Regions from separate parts of the Homo sapiens genome. Here region 1 is linked to region 2. Evidence: read pairs that join two places in POLR2A ChIA-PET (ENCODE). Cell type or tissue: PC-3. All regions are shown on one strand. Each heading gives the region's core, and the rest is flanking DNA. Links, peaks and the distances in the headings are about the cores only.

Region 1 (12,547 bases), core at 6,235-8,734, 110 kb before region 2:
TCATTTTCACAATATTCACAGAAAGCTTAATGAGATTCTAACTATGAAAGCAGGAATAATAGTAAACATAATTATGTCTATTAGTTATACCAATTATCCTTTCCCACCTTCATATGAAAGAATAAAAATGGTCATGTTACTTATTTAAAAGTTGAATTTAGTCACCAAATTTTTATTTAACAACAATATCAAGAAAAAATGATTGTAAGCTTCACAACATGTTGTATGGTTTATATGGATAACTACTCATTTAGTCTGGAGGAAAAAAAGTCTGGAAAAAAGTGAGCCATTCCTACACTGACCACCAGCTTTTGTTTCTTTCCACTAGATTTTATTTTGTATAGCTAGGGCAGTTATTTCTTCATTCCATCTGAAATAATGTAGCCTTAGTCTCTAAAATGTGGGGATTGTATTACTTTAAGAAATTATCTCATTGATCTTAATCTTCCTCCATTTTTTAAGATCGATCTTCGTATGAAGCCACTTTCTCAATTTCATTTTAAGACTGAGATCTTAAAGCAAATCATATTTATCTAGAAGTGCCAAGCAGGAAGAATTAAAGAAAGACATTTTAGAGTCCTGTGTTTATTCAAGAACAACATCACCTGAGGTTTTCTGACAGTTGTGTCTAAATATCCATAAAAGTGCTGGGGAATGGAATAATTATCAGTCACTTGGCTATTATGTCTGCACAATATCAAACAATTATTTTAGTTTGCTTTTTAATTTATCATTCACTTCTTTACTTTTGCTAAAAGTTGAATCCACAGCTAAGATTCAAACTTTTCTGGGCAAATTGCAAAATATAATAGTTGAGGAAATAGCCAGGACTCTATACCCATGTGTGACTAAGGCACTTCTTAAAGGTTGTAGACTTAGCTTAAAAGTAAAGAGTATCAGTTAACTTGGCTCAATGACGAAACCTAAGTCATGACAGGAGACCTAAAAATTTAAGTATGGCCAAGAGTCTGTCACCTAGAATATAAGATCTATGAGAAAGGGAAGTTTTGCTCCCTGTGGCATTCTCAGCTTGTAGAAGAATGCCTGGCACAATAGTAGGTGCTCAGTAAATATGAATATTGTTAGTTGGGTGTGGTGGTGCATACCTGTAGTCCTAGCTACTTGGAAGCCAGAGGCAGGAGTATCACTTGAGCCCAAGAGTTTGGGGTTACAGTGAGCTATAATTGTGCCATTTCATTCCAATCTGGAAAACAGAGCAAGACCCTGTCTCTAACACACACACACATGAATATTGAATGAATGAATATATGTCCTTAGTCCAGCTTCTCATGGAATTATATTTGAATCAGGGTACCTTGACTGTGGGAATCTGTAAATGCGGGGACAAAGAAGGGAAGGATTGTGAGGGGAAACATAGAATTATTTTTTCATTTTAAGAAAAAACACCATAATTGCAGCAAAAGGCAGGAGTGCACTGGTGCCCTTCTGTAATAGATGCTAGGGTGCATCACCTAGATTTCCCCATTCAGGACAGAGGTACTCATTCCCCCAACTGCTGATAATGTTGTCTGCTGATGGCTCCTACAGATGAATTGGAGAGTTTCAGCTGCCAATTCTTTCAGTCAAAGGGAGCTGTCTCATCCAAAATTCTGTTTCCTGCCAGAGAAGCCCACATCCAATGACTGATCAAGACCAGTGTACAAAGCCTGCTTCCCTTGCTTGAATACAGAACATATCTGAATGGCATCCCAGCTTCAGAGATGCCCATAAGATTGGCTGAGGTCTCTGTGGCAATTGCATTGCAGTTCAACTTCTACCTCTTCTCAGTCCTGCTTCCTTCACACCAGTACAAGTGTGGTTGCTGAGAGCACTGCCTGTTAAACCTTTGCATGTAATTCCATATTGGAGTCTGTCTCCAAGGAACTCAGCCTAAGACAACCTCTAATAGGGTAAAAAATAAAAAGGAAGAGGCATTGATGTCCCTTTACAGAACACATGCTGCTGATGGCAAAAATCAAAATTCAAAAAGAAGAGATCATGCTGGAATAGGATGAAACAAATAAAATAAAATAAATTTTAATAGTGGTGTGTATTAGCTCATTCTTACATTGCTATAAAGAACTACCAGAGACTGGGTAATTTATAAAGAAAAGAGGTTCAATCAACTCATGGTTCTGCAGGCTGTACAGGCTTCTGCTTCTGGGAGGCCTCAGGAAACTTACAATCATGGTGGAAGACAAATGGGAATTGGGCACATATTCATATGACCAGCAGGAGAGCAAGAGAGGGAGAACTAAGAGGGGAAGTGCTGTGCACTTTTAAACAACCAGATCTTGTGAGAACTCACTCATTATCACGAGAACAGCAAGGGGGAAGTCCGTCCCTATGATCCAATCACCTCCCATCAGGCCCCACCTCCAACACTAGGGATTACAACTCAACATGAGATTTGGGTAAGGACACAGAGCCAAACCATATATGGGTAAGAATAACATTCCAAGATAATACTTTTCAATTAACCTCAGAAAAGAGGGATACAGGAGATTTACTGAATGCACCATGAAAAAGACTTAGGATTTTTATTGAGTGAAAGTTTAGATTGAGCCTATGGTGAGATGTGGCTATAAGAAACTCCAATGGAAAGTTAGTTTCCATTAATAGAAGTACAGAACCCAGGACAAGAATAGTCCCTTAGTGTTCTTAAATGGCCACCCTGGATCAGAAGTATTTTGTTCAGTCCAACGTTTTGTGGTTTTTTTTTTTTTCATCAACATGTCAAATTTTATTGATTTCTTCTCAATAGCGTTTTTCTTTTATTATTATTATTATTATTATTATTATTATTATTATACTTTGAGTTTTAGGGCACATGTGCACAACGTGCAGGTTTGTTGCATAGGTATACATGTGCCATGTTGGTGTGCTGCACCCATTAACTCGTCATTTAGCATTAGGTGTATCTCCTAATGCTATCCCTCCCCTCTCCCCCCACCCCACAACAGTCCCCGGTGTGTGTTGTTCCCTTTCCTGTGTCCATGTGTTCTCATTGATCAATTTCCACCTATGAGTGAGAACATGCGGTGTTTGGTTTTTTTGTCCTTGCGATAGTTTGCTGAGAATGAGGCCCATTGACTAATGCCTCCAGAAGCCAGGAGAAATAAAGTGTCTATAAAACAGATCATATAAAGAATAGGTGAAGAGACTAGTGATATTTAATTACATAAATCAAATTTAAAATGGCCTGGGACAGGGCAAAAATGAAGTGAAGTGCACAGAGATGCAACCTGGCTGTCTTTAAATATTTGAAGAGCTGTCATTTAAAAGAAGCATATAATTTATTCTATATCACAATTAATTGTAGGAAATATGCTAATACTTTTTATCAGAAAACAGAACGAGATGCAGTGAATAAAAATGCACATCGGCAGATTTGATCTCAATATTATCAGGAAACTTTTAATGATTCGAATTGCTCAAATGAATAAGATTGACAGGTCGATTTTTCTTTCCATTAAGCCACCATTGAGCCCCGTCTTACAACTCCAGCATTCAAATACTTTCTAAGCCGGTATCGTGTTCTCAGCCCTGCAATTGGTCTGTTGTGTGTAGGGACAGGAGAAATGAGGATGTGAGCATGCAGTCAGCTCCTCTGCCTGTGTCCTTTACTCTGGGCACCTTTGCTGAAAGTTACTATTTTTCTTGGGTCTTGGGAAGTGACAAAGTGCCACTTGATTTCTGTTCAGTGTTCCGTCTTCCTGTTTAAAAACTATATATTTTTTTTTTAATTTTTTTTCTGAATTCTAAATATTTTTTAACATTCATCTAGGGTCTCCTTAAAATCCAAAACCTTTAGAAAACATAGGAAGAATTCAAGTACTGTAGTCCTCCCTTTTCCGCAGTTTCACTTTCCATGCCTTTAGTTACCTGCTGTCAATTGCAGTCTAAAAATATTAAATGGAAAGTTCCAGAAATAAGCAATTTGTCATGTTATTTTTTTCTTTTATTTATTATTTCACTTAAGGCCAGCTCTAAATTTCATTGGTTTTAAATTGTGTGTCATTCTGAGTAGCATGGTGAAATCTCATGCCCTCCTGTTCCAGTGGGGAATATGAATCATTTCTTTGTCCAGCAAATCCATGCTGTAGACACTACCCACTCGTTAGTAGCTGGCTGGGCCATTAAACTGACTGTCACAGTATGGAAATGATTGTGTTCCAGTAGCCCTTATTTTACTTAATAATGGCTCCACAGCTCAAGATTAGTGATGCTGGCAATTTAGATATGCCGAAGAGAAGCTGTAAAGTGCTTCCTTTAAGTGAAGAGGTGAAAGAAGTTATTGACTTAAGGAAAGAAATTATACGCTGAGGTTACTAAGATCTTTGGCAACAACAAATCTCCTATCTTTGAAATTGTGACTAAGGAAAGAAATTGATGCTAGTTTTGTTGTTGCACCTCAAACTGCAAAAGTTATGGCTTGATACGTGCTTAGCTATAATGAAAAAGGCATTAAATTTGTAGGTGAAAGACAGGAACAGAAATGGATTCCAACTGACAGCAATAGGGCTCAGTCCTAGCCATGGTGTCGGGCATCCCCTGGTGGTCCTGGAACATATCCCCATAGATAAGAAGAAACAACTGCAATTCCATATGGTTCTACTTAAATTTATTGCTTCCTATAACACCAGACATTTATGAAATCTGCACTAATAAAACACACCTAATTTGCTCCACAACACATTAAGCAAAGGGATTCTCTACGAGTTACTATTAACAGTTACCATTCTCTTTTACATTCCTTCTGGGAACCTGCTATCTATCCCCATGCCATATATACAGCTGTGGAGTCTCATACTTTTCTGTATGTACAAAAACAAACAAACCAAAACAAACAAACAACAAAAACTCTTGGTTATAGACCTTTGTACTTTTTGAAGTATGTATAGAGTAAATCATGTTTTCTAGGCAAAATTGTATCACAAGAGGGGTCAGACATACAATGAAAGGAGATAACAAAATGTTCATTATCACTGGGCCTCTTTTTCCCTTGAAAATTGTAGTATTAAAACATTCTATGGCTGGGTATGTTGGCTGATGCCTGTAATCCTAGCACTTTGGGAGGCTGAAGTGGCAGGATTACTTCAGCCCAGGAGTTAGAGACCAGCCTGGGCAACATAGTGAGACCCCCGTCTCTAAAAGAAATAACAAACATTCTATCATTCAAAAGTAGCCTCTCAAAAACAGCCTTTAAAACTGCTCAGGGTGTTTAAAGCGGGCTTTGGGTCCCAGTACATGAATCAGAACTCCCTTCCCTTGGTTCCTCCAGGGCACTAGCCCTCACCCTCATGCCATGCCAGCAGATGGCAAGTACACATGCATGGGGGGAGGGAGTGGGTGAATGCACTCGAGTTGCATCTACAAGGCAAAGTGAATGAGAGAACTGGACACCCCATCCATTTGGTCTCTGTAAAGAGCAAAACCAGATTATTTGCTTAATTTTGTATATGTGCAGAGGTGCAGAGTATCTTTGTAAAAACAGATTTATGCGAGAAATAAAATCTGCGAAATGGCCCAGGATATTCCAGTCATCATATCCAATTGAAGACATATGAAGAAGGAAAGAGACAGAGAGACAGAGAAAATGGGCAGCCCTACTTTATAAACCGGTAAGTTTTCAAAATCTTTTCAGAAATCAGAATGTTTCTCGTAAAAATAACCTTATAAAATATATGTTGGTTTCTAGGCAAATCTGCAAAAGGCTTTTTAAACTCACTTTGAACTTGGATGTAGTACTAAAAAAGAAGAAAAAACACTAGCATGTTTTAAACATTTAATATTTTCCAGTTATCTCATTTAATCTGAACCACAATAAATAAATTATACCTAATAAATTAGATGTAATTTATCATCATCATCTCTAGTATGTAGTTGGGAAAACTGAAGTTCAAGCTCAAGCTGTTAATTGTTGGTGAAATGACACATGACAGCCCTTCTGACTTCAAAAACTCATCATTTTAACCACTACACAGTACTCCCTCCAACTTCCCCGCTGTAGTCATGTTTCTGAGATAATGTATCCTGAGCTCCAACTGGAGATATCAATACCCCATCACCTTGGCAGCCCTAAAGCTGAGTGTGGATCCTGCCTGTGCCCAGCTAGCCCCCTCTTGAGCAATTAGAGGAGATATTTCCCTATTCTGAGCCAATTCGTTGTAGGGAAAATGCCAAAACATTGTCAGGAAAGTTAGCAGGAAAAAGACAAACAGGAAAGAGGGATCTCAGGCCCTTGAGAGGGAGTTCTCCATTGTAGGGAAAATGCTAAAACATTGTCAGAAAAGTTAGCAGGAAAAAGGCAAACAACAGAGAGGGCATCTCAGGCCCCTGAGAGGGCATTCCCAGTCTGAGATGCTGCCAAGAGATAAGCCCCTGTTGCAGCAAGAAGTTGTCCCAAGTGCTCATTCAAAAGGAAATATAAAATGGGTGGGTGAAGTTAATTCAGGAACTGCTTGTGTGTTAAATACAATTTAAGCCTGCTGAATGGTTCCCATTAGACTTGCCCCTGACTTCATGAAGACTACACTCCGTGTTGTAGTTAGTAAAAGAGTTTGGAGACTTGGGTGTTACACCGAGCTCTGACACTAACTAGAAGTATGGCTGTCTTAGTCCTAGAGCTGCTATAACAAAATACCATAGACCAAGTGGTTTATAAACAACAAAAATTTATTTCTCACAGTTCTGGAAGCTGGAAGATCAAGATCAAAGCATCAGAAGATTCAGTGCCTGGTAAAAGCCTGCTTCCTCACAGACAACCCTCTTCTGGCTTCTCACAACATGGAAACGGGTAGCTAGAGTTCTGGGGTCTCTTTTACAAGGATTCTAACCTCATGACCTAATTACCACCCAACACCCCTCCTTCAAATACCATCCCTTTATGGGTTACAATTTCAACATACGAATTTGAAGGGGACACAAACATTTAGACCACAGCATGCAATGTTAGTCAAATCTCTTCCCTGAATCTCCATTTGTTTAATATTTAAATTTGAGGAAGTTTCACAAAAGCACAAACACAAACACAAGACTGTGATCTCTAAGACCTATGCTAAAAGACTTTGAATTCTAATCATCTTCCTAAATAGCACTGCTATGGCCCAGAAAACATAAATTACAAGCACAGGAAGAACTAGAAAAATTAGGAGGGAAGAAGGAGGAGAAAGGTCTTTTTTCTCAGTTATTAAAGAAAACATTACCCAGTGACGCTTGTTAAAGCACAGTAAGGCAGACTTTATTCAGGACCATCGCAATAAGCATAGGGACCCGGCTACAGGATTTTGTAGTGAAGGAGAGAGATTGGGCTCAACTCCAAATACAGCATGGGCAAGTGGAAATTTATAGTCAAGAAGGTCAAGAAGCAGGGTTGGGGTCAGCGGATGGAAAATTACTAAGAGGAAGCATTAGGAGTAAGGAGGATTCTTACTAAACTGACCTTACAAGATTCTTGCTGAAGAGAAGCCTGGGTGATCAAACATCAACTGGAATTGGCAGAAGAGAGGCACCCAATCAGATGTCAAGAGTGATCACAGCTGGGCATGGTGGCTCATGCCTGCAATCCCAGCACTTTGGGAAACTGAGGTGGGAGGATCGCTTGAGCCCAGGGGTTTGACACCAGCCTGGGGAACATAGCGAGACCCCCTTATTTCTACAAAAAAAAAAGAAGAAGAAGAAGAAGAATTAACTTATAATTAAAAATAAAAATATTATCCTGGTGTGATCACACCACTGCACTCTGACCTGGATGACAGAGTGAGACCCTGGTTTAAAAACAAAACAAAACAAAACAAAAAACAGGGTGATCAGATATTGAGGGTGGAAAGTTCATGCTAAATTCTGATTTTACAAAAGCACACAGATGGGTCTAGAAGCCTGACTAAAGTTTAGTTGAGCAAAGAATCTTTGTCACAGTCAGGCTGGTATCAATCCTACAGTAATCTGGGGGTTATTTTTCGGCTCGCTAAGTTTAGGGGTGAAAAAGTTGTGATACTTTTCCTCATCTATCATAAGGGTCTTGGCTGACACATTCATAACAATAGACAGGTTAACAAGAGAGCAGCATAACAAATTTATTTAATCAAAGTTTTATGTGATGTGGGAGCTTTCAGAAATGAAGATCCAAAGATACATTGAAAACTTTTTTTTTTTTTTTTTTTTGCTTAAGTTCAATGACGAATGGATAGCTGTATAAAAGTATGGTTGGACAAAAAGATATAGTCTAATGATTATAGATTGGGGGTGGGGGGACACCCAGCAAAGCCTGTCCAGATACTTCTTGGCCCCTCTGTGTAGCATTTCTTTCTACCAGGTATGGGGTCTTATGACCAACTGGAATGAGGATCTTATGTCCCTCTGGAATAAGGGTCTATGACCAACTATTAGACAAAGTAGGTCAGAAAATTTCTTTGTGGCCAGCTCCTAGACAGAAAGTCAGGGGAAGGTTACAGTAATATTTCTAAGTGTTATGGTTTGCTTTTGGGGGAGAGAGATTCTAGTTTCTATAACCCACATTAGGGAAGAGGAACTCTGGTGTCTGTGACTCGCTTTGTGGGAGAAGAATGGGCAGGAGACAGGAGGGCAGGAGGTCAGAGAGAACTTGCTTCTGAGGCCTTCCAATCTTCTTGAGTTCAAAGTACTCAGCATGTCAAAGCAGCATACTTTAGGGTGCCGTTTTCTGAGTCCCAACATAAGTAATCCATCACAATTATCTTACTACTGTAAGGCTCCTATTCAGATAGAAGCATTCTTATCTTAAGAAAAGACCTGAATTTGAATACCTGTAGGTAAAATATTTAGGGCAAACATTTAGAGGAAATTATATTTAATATTTTAAATCAATTAGGATTCTTTTCTAACCACCAGTAATGGAGATTTCACCTGCTGCTAATGTTCCTTTTGGTTTTGGAAGCAGCTTACTGTGAATGCAAAGGGTTTGAGGGAAAATGGTCTGTTAAGAGCAATTCACAGAGAAAAAGAACAACCAGGAAGGTTCATGAATATGAATAAGACAAGTCAGGGGTATCTGAAAAATACAAATGAGGCACCTCCCGTTAAACTTTGGAAAACAGAAGGCAGCAAAAAAGGATTCTTCTGCAGCCTAAGTAGCCAATCCTTAATTTAAAAAGCAGAGCAAAATAGAAAGCAGTTGACAAATGGAAAAATACAGAGCACAGTGAATTAGTATGCCCACTTGTGGGAGCTACTGAAGTTCCACATGATTGAGAAATGAGACAGACTTAATGACATTTGGTTTAATTTGTTAATGCTTTACCACCAGGGTATCTTTCATATGGGCATATTTTCTAAATAAAATATGGGTAGGAATCAAGAGACAGTAAACAGTTGAATGTTCCTTTTTCTTCCAATTCAGTTAAAGGATAATGCTATCTCTAAAAATATTATTTTCTCAGTTCAAAATCTTTATTTTATGAAATAAATATTGTGTTCTGAATGCTCGGGTATGGGTGGTTTTTATGCACTCATTTATTCAACAAATGTTTGTTGAGTGTCCCCTATAAAGTAGGTATCAGGTGTATAATAGCTCCTGTCTTAGTCCATTGAGGTTGCTAGAACAAAATACTGTAAACTCAGTAGCTTTTAAACAACAGAAATGTATTCTTTACAGTTGTGGAGACTGGGCAGTCCAAGAGGAAATTGCCACCAGATTTGGTGTTTGGTGAGGGCCTACTCATAGATGGCACCTTCTTGCTGTTTTCTCACCTGGTAGAGAGTTAGGGGTTCTCTCTAGAGTCCCTTTTATTGTAGCAGGACCAGCTGCAAACAAAACTCCTCAGACACCGAGTTAAAGAAGGAAGGGGTTTATTCGGCTGGGGGCATTGGCAAGACTCCTGTTTCAAGGGCCGAGCTCCCTGAGCGAGCAATTCCTGGCCCTTTTAAGGGCTCATAACTCTAAGGGGGTATGCGTGAGAGGGTGGTGATCGATTGAGCAAGCAGTGGGTACGTGACTGGGGGCTGCATGCACCAGTAATTAGATCGGAACAAAACAGGATAGGGATTTTCACAGTGCTTTTCTATACAATGGCTGTAATCTATAGATAACATAACCGATTAAGTCAGGGATCGATCTTTAATTACCAGGCCCAGGGTGTGGCGTCAGGCTTTCTACTTGTGGATTTCATTTCTGCCTTTTAATTTTTACTTTTTCTTCTTTGGAGGCAGAAATTGGGCATAAGACAATATGAGGGGTGGTCTCCTTCCTTATTACAAGGGCACTAATGTCATTCATGAGGGCTCCATCCTCATAACCTAATCACCTCCCAGTGCCCTACCTCCTAATACTATTACCTTGGAAGTCAGGATTTCAGCAATTGAATTTTGGGAGGACATAAACATTCAGTCCATTGCAGCTCCCATCAAAACACATACTACGGAGGCTGAGGTGGGAGAACCCAGGAGGCAGAGGTTGCAGTGAGCCGAGATCGCACCATTGCACTCCTGCCCGGGCCACAAGAGTGAAACTCCCATCTCAGAAAACAAAAACAAAAACAAATACATACTATGTACTGATTACATACATTAGATGACTTAATTCTCACATTGTTACAAGTGAAGCATAATACTTTTTATATTTGAGAAAAGTGAGGCTCAAAGAGACTTATTAACTTTCTCAAGTTCTCATGCTTTGATTTAATGGAGCCAAATTTAAAACTCAAATTTGAGTCCAAAGTCCATAATTTTTTCATGATGCCAAAGTGCTTCACAAATGACAGCAAAGATAGATCTTTGATTGTGCTAGGACTCAGACCTTGTGAAAGGAGCTTATGGTCTTAGGGTAGGCAGCTGGAATATAATTTTAATAGAACTTAGCTTGATGGCTTTGAAACCACAGGCATTGATGTCTTTAGGCCTCAGTTTTCTTATCTATAAAATCGGGACACTAATTAGCCTACTGCCTTGTGATAAATATAGATTAAATGAAATATTAGGTAAAATTCTTATTTCAGAACTAAATAGTAGCAAGCATTCAGTAAATGTCAGCTATTATTCTGATCTGTGATAGATGGGGACTCCCACAGTATTTTATGCAAGAATGCCCTTCCCAACCTGTTATGTGTACATGTTTGGAGGAGGAAATATTTTTAATTCTTTTTTTTTTTTTTTTGAAATGAATTCTAGCTCTGTCACCCAGGCTGGAGTGCAGTGGTGCAATCTTGGCTCACTGCAACGTCCACTTCCCAGGTTCAAGCAATTCTCCTGCCTCAGCCTCAGCCTCCTGAGTAGCTGAGATTATAGGTGTGTGCCACCATGCCCAGCTAATTTTTGTATTTTTAGTACAGACGGAGTTTCACCATATTGGCCAGGCTGGTCTCAAACGTCTGACCTCCAGTGATCTGCTTGCCTTGGCCCCCCAAAGTGCTGGGATTACAGGTGTGAGTCACCGTGCCTGGCCTTAATTCTTTGTATAACTTCCCTCCTGAAATTTCTGTGTTTTCTTATGGCTTGATATTCTGGGTATGATTTTAACAGGCTATAAACTCAGATAGAAGAATTGATATCTTTTTTACTTCAAATTTAAAATTTTCAATAAATAGATTTATTTTCCTCATAAGCCTCAATTTTCCCCTGATGGCAGAAAACTTGATTCACTCATTTCTAGGTAATACTCAGACATATTCATTGATGTCTTGGTTTAATCAGGATCTTGGCAAATCTTAGTCTTTCAGGGTTTCTTCCTTCCTCCAGTCCTCCTCTGTGGTCCAAGGATGCCAAGGTCTTGGCCCTTGATTCTTGAAAAGTCTTTCCTGTCAAAGTGATTGCCTTTGCCATGCATTTGTGGGAACGTCTACTTGATAAATTCAAGTGTTAAGCCTTGAATCTTTTTCTTACTTTCTATTTCTGAGGTTAAAACCCCTACCCATGGATATGAACATAGAAGGCCCTCCCTGCTACCAAAATAGGGGGAAAGAAGAACAGGAAGTCTGGAGCAAAAATAAAACCTCAGTTACTATGTCAAAATATTATCTTACTATATAAGAACAGAAACCTTCTCAAATTAATTCGAGTTTAGAAAAAAAAAAAAAAGGAGAATACAGGGATTTCATGGATTTCAATCTCAAGAAGCAAGGCAAGCTGGCCTTCTTAGAATACGAACACCAGGAAACTCAAAGTCCTAGCTCTCTCTTCCCATCCCAGGACTTTATCATTTCTCTCATCTGCTTTTTTCTATGAGTTGGCTTCATTCTTCAGTCTCTCGATCTGCTTTCTTTGTTTAATTATCTTACATATGGCTCCAAAACAATGGCTCCAACAACTGTTCATGTGACTTTCCTGCTCAAGTCCTGTAGCTGGCTTCAGTTGTCTCTGGGTTTCTTAATACAAAACTATCACCAGAGAGAATCTGGCTGGTTGGGCTCATCTGTTACAGCCAGCCCTGACAGGCTGCTGAGCAGTCCGTGGCTTAATGGCCTTTGGGTCAGTTATCTATTTCTAGGCCAATCAGCTATTGCTGTAGCAGATGTCCTAAAACACATTGTTAATATTTTTTTTGATTATAGAAGAAAGGGTGTTAAAGACATTG
Region 2 (12,547 bases), core at 6,507-9,006:
ACAGAAGCCAGAGATTATTTTTAAAATTGTAGTTTGCTTGGTAGAAGTCTATTAAAACATAAAATTCTTTAACAGTAAAATTTGTACAGGATGCTAAGTGGGTAGGTGTGGTGGCTCACACCTGTAATTCCAGCACTTTGAGAGGCTGAGGCAGCAGGATCACTTGAGCCCAGAAGCTGGAGACTAGTCTGGGCAACATAGCAAGATCCTGTCTCTACAAAAAATATAAAAATTATCTAGTAATGGTGCATGCCTGTAGTCCTAGCTACTCAGGAGGCTGAGGTAGGAGGATCACTTGAGCCTAGAAGGTTGAGGCTGCAGTGAGCCATTATCGTGCCACTGCACTCCACCCTAGGTGACAAGAGCGAGACTCTGTATTAAAAAAAAAAAAAAAAACACCATATGTGATCCTAAGTGAAGTGAGGAAAACACTGGGACAATTTCTGGTTTAGAACATATGCCTGGCTACACAATATTTGAGTCCCTGACTATGGTTAGTTAAATCTGTAAACTTGAGGACATAATTTGTGCTAAACTCTGTGGTTACAAAGATAAACATATGACCTAAACCTTGCTTTCAAGCATTTCAAAGTTGCAGAGCAGAGATATAAACAAATCGTGAAACAGCATCATAAGCATTTTAGTAAAAATGCGGAATGTATAAAGTTCCAAGGGAGAGGGGGCAGTATCTACCTAATTCTGCGTTGTGGATTTCTTTCAGGTTTTGCCATCAATATAACCAACATTTTTGGTCTACAGAACAGTTAACACATAATATTGCAATGCTCTTTTTCAACTGGTTTTTGAGGCACAGAGAAAAGCTCTGTCTTGAACATAGAGCACTGCTGTCCTTCTAAGTAGAGCTTCGGGCCGGGTGCAGTGGCTCACACCTGTAATCCCAGCACTTCGGGAGGCCGCGGCAGGTGGATCACTAAGGTCAGGAGTTTGAGACCAGCCTAACCAACATGGTGAAACCCCATCTCTACTAAAAATAAAAGAATTAGCCAGGCATGGTGGTAAGCGCCTGTAATCCCAGCTACTTGGGAGGCTGAGGCAGGAGAATGACTTGAACTCAGGAGGCAGAGGTTGCAGTAAGCCGAGATCATACTACTGCACTCCAACCTGGGCAACAAGAGCAAAACTCCATCTCAAAAGAAGAAAAAAAAACAAAGCAGAGCTTTGACATAAGTAACTCCAGTTCTGTGTCATAAATCATCAAGTAGATGAGCACTCAGGTTTTGTGTATGGGAAGCAAATAATTTTTATATAAAAATGAAACAAATTATGAATGACCACTAAGGTATCTTATTCTTTATGTCTAAGATATATTTTATTTTACTTAATTATCCATCAATTTTATTCTCAATTATTAGTCTCAAATTACAAACTTTGATATACACAGTTAATTATATTTCAAACTAAATGTCTAAAAACCTTAGTTCTCAATCACACAAGCCCCTATGTGGGTATATCAGGGCACCAGAGAGTCTGGTGAACATTTTAACTGAGTTCCAAACATTACAATTACACTAGCAAAGTGCTTACCCCTTGTCTCCTCTGAATCCCAGTGCCTTGACCTATATCCCATTCCTAAAGGCCTCATTCTAAATTCACTCTTATTGTCACCTAAGAAGCAGTAGGCCAAATGAAAGAGAAGGATAGAGGAGATGGGGAAGGAGGGTTGGCTAAGGGAGGAAAGGAAGGAAGAAAGAAGAGAAGAAGAAAAGGAAAAGGATTTGAGCTAGAATGCCTACTCTGTCCTTATTTTTTTTAATTAAAAACATTTTGATATGTAATATTTGTACATATTTATAGGACCCATGTGATTCTAAAAAAATTTTTAAGGGTACAAGTGATATTTTGAAACATGCGTACAATGTGTATTGTTATTTAATCTCTGGGGGTCAGTTTTCTCATCTGTAAAATGGGGGTAAAAATACTTTCCCATTCAGGTTTGTAAAGAGTGAATAGACTACAAATAAATTATTTAGTTGAGCACCTCACCACATTGTAGGCCTTTCAAAATAACTATTATTTATTGAGATTTTTATCTTTATGCAGCCCAGAAGCATTAGTAGGCAAAAAAAAAAAAAATCAGGGAAGTCTTTGGATGAAAGAAATTCATACGTAATGATGGAATTGTTAATACGTGTGTCATACAGCAAATGGACGTGAATTCCTCTGCTTCTACCATTTACTGGTTTTATGACTTTGGGCAGGTTGCTTAACCTCTGAGCTTCCTCTACCTCATTCCTTAAATGGGGATTATAATGTTAACAAGTTTATAGTATAAGATTTGAAAATTAAATGAGATAATGTGCACAAAGCACTCAGCACAGTGCCTGCACACAGTGAGGGCTCACATTAACTGCGCCACTTTGCAGTCTGGACTCACCACTCTGCACCTGAGAAACTCCAGAAATCTGTTCAACACCCGAGTTTGCTTTTCACAACTTTTGTAATCTTTTTTTTTTTAGACAGAGTCCCGCTCTGTCACCCAGGCTGGAGTGCAGTAGTACAATCTCGACTCACTGCAACCTCTGCCTCCCGGGTTCGAGCAATTCTCCTGCCTCAGCCTCCCAAGTTGCTGGGACTACAGGTATGTGCCATCATGTCCAGCTAATTGTTTTTTGTATTTGTAGTAGAGACAGGGTTTCACCATGTTAGCCAGGATGGTCTTGATCTCCTGACCTCATGATCCGCCTGCCTCAGCCTCCCAAAGTGCTAGGATTACAGGCTAAGCCACCACACCCAGCCAACTTTTGTAATCTTGAACAAATTGCTGTGTTCCTGGGCCTCCGTTTTCTTATCTAAACACTTTTAGAAAAAAGTGGAAAAGTGAGATAGATGAACCATAAAGCCATTACAGGGATTAAGTAAGAAAATATATGCAAAATCACACATATCATAAAGCCTTATATGAATGTATGGTAGCATTTGATCATGCCAAGTATTCATTTCTTTAACCCTCTCTTCTCTTGACATATGTGGGATATTCTTCTCTTTCTAGCCTCTAAATCTCCATGTTCCCTTAGGTTTCTTCATCAAACTTTCTCTGACCTTGTTGAGTTGACACACTTTCCTCCTGTGCTCTCAATTCACATGGCTCCAGACAGTACCATATGTGAGTGACACCCAAGAATCTATTTCCAGGGCTTCTGTCCCTTCTGAGCTTCTGATTCAAATCCCCACTTGCACATCCCACATAAAATTAAACTTTTCCAAAATTAAATTCACTATCTTCTGCCTTAGAACTCACTTTCACTTCCTCTAATTCAATGAAATTCAAGTCCTATCTAATTAAACTCCTAGTGTCTCAAAATTCACTTTTCTCCTTCTTGTCACAGACCTAATTCAGACCACTACCATCTCACCTGAATTATTCATTGGTGTTTTAGTTCGTCTCCAAGACTGTCCTGAGCCCTCCAACCCATTCTATAGACCACAGACAGTGTGAATGAATTGTCCCCAAGCCAGGGTTAGATGAGCTTCCTTTTCTTCAGTAACAACATGTGTACTCACCCCCATTGCAGTAACAATGATACTCCCCTGCCCATCTATCCCCATACACATACATTCACATTTTATAATTTCCACAAAGAAAAAGACATTTTGTTTATTTTCATTTATTTTTGTGTACCTACTACCCAGCTAACTGCTTCATACACTGTAGTTCTTTTAATGTTTGAATGAATAAACGGAATAAGTTTGAGTGGAGCAGAATTTGAACTCAATTTAATGAATTTACTGATTATCTCTAGTTTGTCCTAGCTTCAATTCATCAGGAAAAAACAGTGTAGGGCACTCAAATATTTATTGAGGAATATAAAAACATAAGATACATTGATAAATGACAAAACTGAAATAGCTGAAAAAACACTAAAAATAACCAGAGATAACAATTTTGAATTTGCCTTTGCACTGCCACAATGGTTTTTACTGATCAAGTTTACAATTAGGTTCACAAGCCACGTGAGAGAGAGAGAACAGGACAACAAAAAGGTCAAAGAGAATTATGGCATTTTTTTCCAGGATATCTGACTTCCAAATAATGGGAGTCTCATAAAGAAATCAGAAAAAATAAAGAAGAGGAAGAAGGTATTCAACAAATGATTCAAGAAAATTTTCCAGAACTAAAAAACATGAGTTTCCAAACTGAAAGGTGACACCATGATACAAGGTGTCCAGCACAATGGGAAGAAAAACAGTCCTATAAATGCATATGACTGAGAAACTTCAGAACATCACAAATAGAAAAGAAGATGCTAAAAGCTTCTGGAGAGGTGGAAAGGAGAAAGCAGGTCACATACCAACAAGCATGAATCTGAAGGCACTAGATGTCTCAGTACCAAAACTAGTACCTGCAACATAGTAGAAGAATCCCTTCAAATTTTAAGAATGAAGTATTGCAAACCTAGAATTCTACACCCTGTCTAACTATAAATTACGTGCGATGGTAGAATCAGGACGTTTTCAGATGGGCAAGGTCTCAAAGTTCACCTCTCAGGCAGTCTCTCAGGAAGCTACTGGAAAATATGCCCCACCAGAAACAAGAGAGTAAATCAATAAAGAGGAAGTCTCGGGATCCAGGAATAAGGATCTCAGACAGAAGGAAGGTGAAGGAAATATCCCAGATGATGTGACAGGATATCCCAGGAAGACAGCTGAGGGGCAGATGGGGAAGACAAGCAGCCCAGATAGGAGCAGCAGGGTGGAAAGTGTATCTTCAAGACAACAGGGAAACTGAGATTTCCTGAAGTGTTAGACTATATTAAGAGGAACTCAACACTTTGTGAAGCAACACAGGATGACTCTGGTAGCCATGAGCACACAGAAAACAAAGCAAAAATTTTTTTAAAAGATACAATTTAAAGTACCCAGAAAACAAAGTGTAGAAGAAATAATTACAATCCTGATATACTACATGCATCAGCTATGAATGATATCTAATTGGTCATAATGAAAACTGAACATTGGTTTAGCCAAATAAAGCTGTAGCTATACTGAGAAGAGAAGGAGAAGGTAACTGTGATTGAGGTGGTAGGAGGGCAGGGGTTAGAAATAAGAAATTAACCAACAGTATAATAAAAATTTGAAAAAATAGCATTAAATGAGTGTTCTTAGACTTATAGCAGTAGACACCAGGAAAAAGAGCTGAGGGAATTAAAAATGGTTTTCTCTGAGGAGCAATAATCAGGGGAAGGAACAGAAGAATGCTGTTTTTAAATTATTAGCCCTGTGAAATATTTGACTTTTTAAGCTATGTATGTGCATAGCTTTGAAAATAAAAATTCAGCTTAAATAGTAGAAAAATTGATTGCTTTATATTCAGAAATTCAAATATAATTTATAAATAATGACAAATAACATCTTAGATGGTTGACCTAGGAAAACAAGTATTGAACATGTTTAGATCTATGTGATTTCCTGCTGGCACATACTGAAGGTAATAATTCATAGCTAGTAATACTATTAGCATACTTTCTGAGATGTGACATTTCCACCTTCAATTCTATCATTGTATACTATAACTATTTGTTCTGCCAAAATTAAAAGGAGCTTTCAGCTGCAGAGTCCTATATGGCACCCAGTAATCCACCTCTTGGTTTGATACCTGGAAAAATTTCGATGTAAGCAGGGAATGAAAATAATGTTTTCATCGTTCATTGCCATCATGGTATGTTTGTCACAATTGTTTCAATTTACTCCCACACTTATAGCAATGAGAACTAACACAGAACTAGCATTTAGTTAACTGCTGTAAATGCCAAAACAAAACAAAATTTTGACACTGTAAGAGCCATAAATATTTTCATGAGGTCGTTCTGCTGTACTGTAAATAGTTGCAAATTATAGATGTTTTGGAGAGATCATCAGTTTTAAAGCTCTTAGAACTCAAAAGATCTACTGCTGTTATTAATAATTGATATTTCATATGACTATTTAAATAGCCGTATAAATTTATCAGCATTGCACAGGAGGGAGATGTGTGACTTCTCCCTTTTTTTTAATCAGTGTGTTTTTAGGTGACTAGTGATAATTCACCCAAAGCAGATAGGAAACCTTGGATATAATAAAAAAAACCGAGGAGCAATCTGTTTCCTTTCACAATCCAGGGCTACCCATATTATTCAACCTATAAAAGGAAATCACACTCATTTTACATTTTTATTTCCATGCAGCTGTAATTACCAGGCAATGAACTAATGAAATAGGGCCTATAAAGAAAGGACAGCTTCCAAGAAATCAGCTATTTATCTTGTTGCTAGAGAAAAGAACTCTCTTCTAAGGAGGAATCCTGAACCATTAGTGATATAACCAGTAAGTTCTCAGTTTTCTGGACTGATAAATGGAAGTTGTTTTCAGATCTGAACCAAAGACCAGAATTCCATTGCATTGTTTTTAAGTCAGCGGAAATCTAAACCTCTTAAGTTTCAACTGAGGGACTAAAGGGAGATTAAAATCTTTCTTGTTGTATCTCTGAAAAAATATTCAAGATATTGCTAATTGTGGTTGCCTCTAGGAGGAGGATTGGGTGGATGAAGGTTAGGATAGAGGGATTTCTGATTACTGCATAACCATTCAATTTTGTACCACATGCATATATTACTATAACATTTTTTTACAAGTGCTATATGTGGCCAGGCATGGTGGTTCACGCCTATAATCTCAGTATTTTGGGAGGCTAAGGCAGAAGGATCTCTTGAGCCCAGAGGTTTGAGACCAGCCTAAGCAATATAGCAAGACCTCATCTCTGCAAAAACTAGAGAAAATTAGCTGGGTGTAGTGGCATGCACGTACAGTCCCAGCTACTTGGGAGGCTGAGGAGGGAGGATTGCTTGAGCCCAGGAAGTCGAGGATGCAGTGGACCATGATCGTGTCACTGTACTCCAACCTGGGCAACAGAGTGAGAGCTTGTCTCAAAAAAAAAAAAAAGCTATATATGCAGATTTATCTATAGTCTTATAATCTTCATATATTTAAACTCTCACTCAGACATCAGTGCTGTCTGTTAGCACAACAATTACAGTAGTTTAGTAGTTTCTGTTTAAGAATATTCAGTAGAAACTCAGGTTCTACATTTATACATTCCCTGGCTTTTTATTGTTGTTGTTTTTATGAGCTTCTCTCTAACTTCGTGAGTGTGAGTGTGTGTGTGTATGGGTGTGTGTACACAGCTGGGAGCTGAATTTTTATGCTCCTTAAAAATCCTTCTAGTTTTATTTCTTTGAGAGATATCAAGGAATGGCAATGCCTATTAGCCATCAAGTAAGAGAAAAGGAATGCAGAGAGCATAGTAGTGTACTTAAATGGAGCTGTGGAGAATAATATAAATCAAAACTGTCATTCTTGAAGAGCCTAAAGTTGTACTTCTAGCTGCCACAGATATCTAAAATAAGAATTAATCTGCACATTTTTATCTACTGATAAATACATTGTTTTTATTTGGCCACCACAAAATTGCTAGCATTCCCTCTTTTCACCATTTCTGTAACTCCTATCACTTTTATTTACCTGTATTTAAATAATCCACTCTTTAATACCTTAGGGTAAGAGTATGTTAAAATATGAGTGAGCTGGTTGAGAACTCTACTAACATTATAACATGATTTTTATTCCTTTCATGCAGCATTTCAATTTTTAAAAAGCTTTATATTTTCAATATCAAACTTAAGCTAATTTTTAAAAAGAAACGTTAACTGAAATTGATAATAGTCCTTCAATTTTTCAGCCAAATTTATAAAAATCAGACTGTGTTTATGTGATTTCTAGCAACTGGCTAAAAAATTGGAAAATGTAAAACTAGCTATCTGGTGTCAAGTAATTATTTTTGCTGAATTTTGATGAATTATTTACCTCTTGGGTTAATGTGTATTTTAAAATCTATTAACTGGTTAATTCAGGAAGTCCAAATTTGTGTGTACATATAAAATTTTGAGAGTTGTTTTGTAAAAGCAGAGATTCTCAATATTACCTGTGCTGGTCTCAAACTCCTGGCCTCAAGCAATCCTCCCAGCTCGGCCTCCCAAACCTACTGGGGTTACAGGGGTTAAGAGTTTTGTGGGGTTTTTTAAATGTATGATAACTTTGAATAAATTTATCTTCAATACATTTTCCGGGAAAGCTAAAGTGCTTCATCTACAAACACTTAAATCTAGAGCAGGGGTCCCAACCACTGGGCCACAGACTGGTACCAGTCTATGGCCTGCTAGGAACCCTGCCGCACAGCAGGAAGTGATCAGCAGGGCTACAGAGCTTTACTGCCCAAGCTCCACCCGCTGTCAGATGAGCAGCAGCATTAGATTCTCATAGGAGTGCGAATTCTATTGTGAACTGTGCATGCGAGGGGTCTAGGTTCACACTCCTTATGAGAATCTAATGCCTGATGATCTGATACTGTCTCCCATCACCCCCAGATGGGACCCTCTAGTCACAGGAAAACAAGCTCAGGTCTCCCACCAATTCTACATTATGGTTTGTATAATTATTTCATTATATATTACAATGTAATAATAATAGAAATAAAGTTCCCAATAAATGTAATGTGCTTGAATCATCAGTCAGTGGAAAAATTGTCTTCCAGGAAACCAGTCCCTGGTGCCAAAAATATTGGGGACCACAGATCTAGAGCATTACAGAAAAACACAATGTGGTTGCTGTTTTTATGTAACTATGACTTACAAGTAGTAGCATTCCTCCCTCTTGCCCAATTCTGTCTTGTGTCTTGGAATTGAACACTCACCTCCCATTTATTCCATGAATTCGAAGAGTGTGTCTTGTACTTCTGGGGCAGATTTGTTCCAAGGGTGTGTACATCAGTTGCTTGGGTTCTTCCTTGCTGTTTTTGAGGCATCAAGAGCAGCAGCATCTTTTTCTTCCCCTGCTGGCTTCCCTGTTCTGTCTTCCTCAGTAGTAGAGGACTTTTGTTTGTTATGTCTGGCTTGGTAGGGACTCTCCAGGGGTCCCTTATTCTTCCCTTCCGCTTCCCTCAATTCCTATTCCCTTTCATCCTCTCTCCAGGTCCAGAAGCTGGTTTTCCTCTTCTGATTTATGCCTGAGGCAAAGCAGCTGTCTTTTAAAGATAAGAGCCAGAAAATAGATATCAAACAGACATAAAGAATAACATAGGAAAGACAAGAAGTCCCTAAAAATAGCTTTGTCATTAGCTGTTTTTATGCTGAACACCTAGATTTATTTCCCATTGTCCTTTTGCTTGAACAAACCAAGTCAGTCAAACTACCTCACCTGATGAGAAAGAAAATGGTGAAAAGGAAATCCTCTAGGCCAGGCTGATTTAACCAAAGTAATATAATATGAAAAGTGTCTAACTTGAATCTTCTTTTTTGGTAAATATTAAAATTATAGCGTAACCACAAAGGAAGAGTTTGGGGATACAAACAAAGAATAGGATAAAAAGACTTACTGGAAGAAAATGAACTGTGAATACCAAGTAAAATGAGAAGTAAAGAAAGCACATGCATATAATATATATATTTAAATAAACATGCATAAGAAAGCATGAAGCATAGTATGATTTTATATACTACATATTCACGGGAGGATCGAGGAGGAGAAGTCAAAGTTGAATGGCTGCACTCATTGAGCAGGAGAAACCCTGAGATTCCAAAGAATAAGGTAAATTGTCAGCTGCCACTGCCACCTCTATGTTTCCTTTTGGGAGCTGTGGTCCCAGAAGAGGCAGATGTAGAAGAGAGCCTTTAGGATGAGGATGATGGTCCCAGTAATGCTTTGCTTCCCTGGATATTCCTCAAGGGTAAAATTGCATCACAAATGTATATGCATCAAGAACTAATGTAACTGTTTCATCTGTAGGAAGTAAATTACAATGTAGTAAAGAGAAAAGTCAATGCATACTCTGCATAGGGGTTATGTGCATGGGTTTCAGTGTCAGACAGGCAGTGTTAAGACCCTAGGACATGTAATCTAGAACCTTGTTACACAATGTATGATCCACAAGCCAACAGTGTTGGCCTTGACCTGGGAGCTGATTAAAAATGCAGAATCTCAGGATTCACCCCAGACCTACCAAGTCAGAATTTGCAAATTATCAAGACTCTTGGGTGATTCTTTTGCACATAAAGTTTGAGAAACACTGGTCTAGGGTAAGTTTCTTAATCTATTCATGTCTCAGCTTTCTCATTTCTAAAATGGGCATACTAGTACCTACTTCCTAGAGTTGTGGGAATTAAATGAGGAATACATGTAGAGAGATAGCAAATTTCCAATAACTGCTAATGAAGACAAGTCATAAAATATGGTTCAGGATTTTGAAATTGAATTCTATGCTCTGCTGCACACACAATTAAATTTAACTAAAGCTGAGTTTTAATTATAAATGCTAACTGACTTTTATGACCATTTCTCCAAATGAAATAGTCACTTAAAAATGAGTAGATTCTGGAGGAGCCAAGATGGCCGAATAGGAACAGCTCCAGTCTACAGCTCCCAGTGTGAGCGATGCAGAAGACGGGTGATTTCTGCATTTCCATCTGAGGTACCGGGTTCATCTCACTAGGGAGTGCCAGACAGTGGGCGCAGGTCAGTGGGTGCGCGCACCGTGCGCGAGCCGAAGCAGGGCAAGGCATTGCCTCACCTGGGAAGCACAAGGGGTCAGGGAGTTCTCTTTCCGAGTCAAAGAAGGGGGTGACGGACGCACCTGGAAAATCGGGTCACTCCCACCCGAATATTGCGCTTTTCAGACCGGCTTAAAAAACGGCGCACCACGAGACTATATCCCACACCTGGCTCAGAGGGTCCTACGCCCACAGAATCTCGCTGATTGCTAGCACAGCAGTCTGAGATCAAACTGCAAGGCGGCAGCGAGGCTGGGGGAGGGGCGCCCGCCATTGCCCAGGCTTGATTAGGTAAACAAAGCAGCCGGGAAGCTCGAACTGGGTGGAGCCCACCACAGCTCAAGGAGGCCTGCCTGCCTCTGTAGGCTCCACCTCTGGGGGCAGGGAACAGACAAACAAAAAGACAGCAGTAACCTCTGCAGACTTAAGTGTCCCTGTCTGACAGCTTTGAATAGAGCAGTGGTTCTCCCAGCACGCAGCTGGAGATCTGAGAACTGGCAGACTGCCTCCTCAAGTGGGTCCCTGACCCCTGACCCCCGAGCAGCCTAACTGGGAGGCACCCCCCAGCAGGGGCACACTGACACCTCACACGGCAGGGTATTCCAACAGACCTGCAGCTGAGGGTCCTGTCTGTTAGAAGGAAAACTAACAACCAGAAAGGACATCCACACCGAAAACCCATCTGTGTATCACCATCATCAAAGACCAAAAGTAGATAAAACCACAAAGATGGGGAAAAAACAGAGCAGAAAAACTGGAAACTCTAAAACGCAGAGCGCCTCTCCTCCTCCAAAGGGACGCAGTTCCTCACCAGCAACGGAACAAAGCTGGATGGAGAATGATTTTGACGAGCTGAGAGAAGAAGGCTTCAGACGATCAAATTACTCTGAGCTACGGGAGGACATTCAAACCAAAGGCAAACAAGTTGAAAACTTTGAAAAAAATTTAGAAGAATGTATAACTAGAATAACCAATACAGAGAAGTGCTTAAAGGAGCTGATGGAGCTGAAAACCAAGGCTCGAGAACTACGTGAAGAATGCAGAAGCCTCAGGAGCCGATGCGATCAACTGGAAGAAAGGGTATCGGCAATGGAAGATGAAATGAATGAAATGAAGCGAGAAGGGAAGTTTAGAGAAAAAAGAATAAAAAGAAATGAGCAAAGCCTCCAAGAAATATGGGACTATGTGAAAAGACCAAATCTACGTCTGATTGGTGTACCTGAAAGTGACGGGGAGAATGGAACCAAGTTGGAAAACACTCTGCAGGATATTATCCAGGAGAACTTCCCCAATCTAGCAAGGCAGGCCAACATTCAGATTCAGGAAATACAGAGAATGCCACAAAGATACTCCTCGAGAAGAGCAACTCCAAGACACATAATTGTCAGATTCACCAAAGTTGAAATGAAGGAAAAAATGTTAAGGGCAACCAGAGAGAAAGGTCGGGTTACCCTCAAAGGGAAGCCCATCAGACTAACAGCGGATCTCTCGGCAGAAACCCTACAAGCCAGAAGAGAGTGGGGGCCAATATTCAACATTCTTAAAGAAAAGAATTTTCAACCCAGAATTTCATATCCAGCCAAACTAAGCTTCATAAGTGAAGGAGAAATAAAATACTTTATAGACAAGCAAATGCTGAGAGATTTTGTCACCACCAGGCCTGCCCTACAAGAGCTCCTGAAGGAAGCGCTAAACATGGAAAGGAACAACCAGTACCAGCCGCTGCAAAATCATGCCAAAATGTAAAGACCATCGAGACTAGGAAGAAACTGCATCAACTAACGAGCAAAATCACCAGCTAACATCATAATGACAGGATCAAATTCACACATAACAATATTAACTTTAAATATAAATGGACTAAATTCTCCAATTAAAAGACACAGACTGGCAAGTTGGATAAAGAGTCAAGACCCATCAGTGTGCTGTATTCAGGAAACCCATCTCATGTG

The links. Peaks named below come from ENCODE experiments on the same cell type or tissue, not always from the same donor. Only the 100,000 strongest peaks of a DNase experiment are listed, where the experiment ranks them.
Region 1: POLR2A ChIA-PET joins it to region 2 with 9 read pairs; 3 of 35 experiments call an interaction of 5 or more read pairs at or near these places.

What each region holds. Positions count from the first base shown.
Region 1 is chr4:100,109,948-100,122,494 of GRCh38, reverse strand. No RefSeq gene overlaps it. Among named protein-coding and RNA genes, the nearest start is that of DDIT4L-AS1, 74 kb to the left of the region's middle. In PC-3, for the core only: no CTCF peak of the experiment used is centred there; no DNase peak of the experiment used is centred there.
Region 2 is chr4:100,004,428-100,016,974 of GRCh38, reverse strand. All of the region lies in intron 1 of H2AZ1-DT (H2AZ1 divergent transcript), which reads right to left. Among named protein-coding and RNA genes, the nearest start is that of H2AZ1-DT, 60 kb to the right of the region's middle. In PC-3, for the core only: no CTCF peak of the experiment used is centred there; no DNase peak of the experiment used is centred there; H3K27ac peaks cover 390 bases.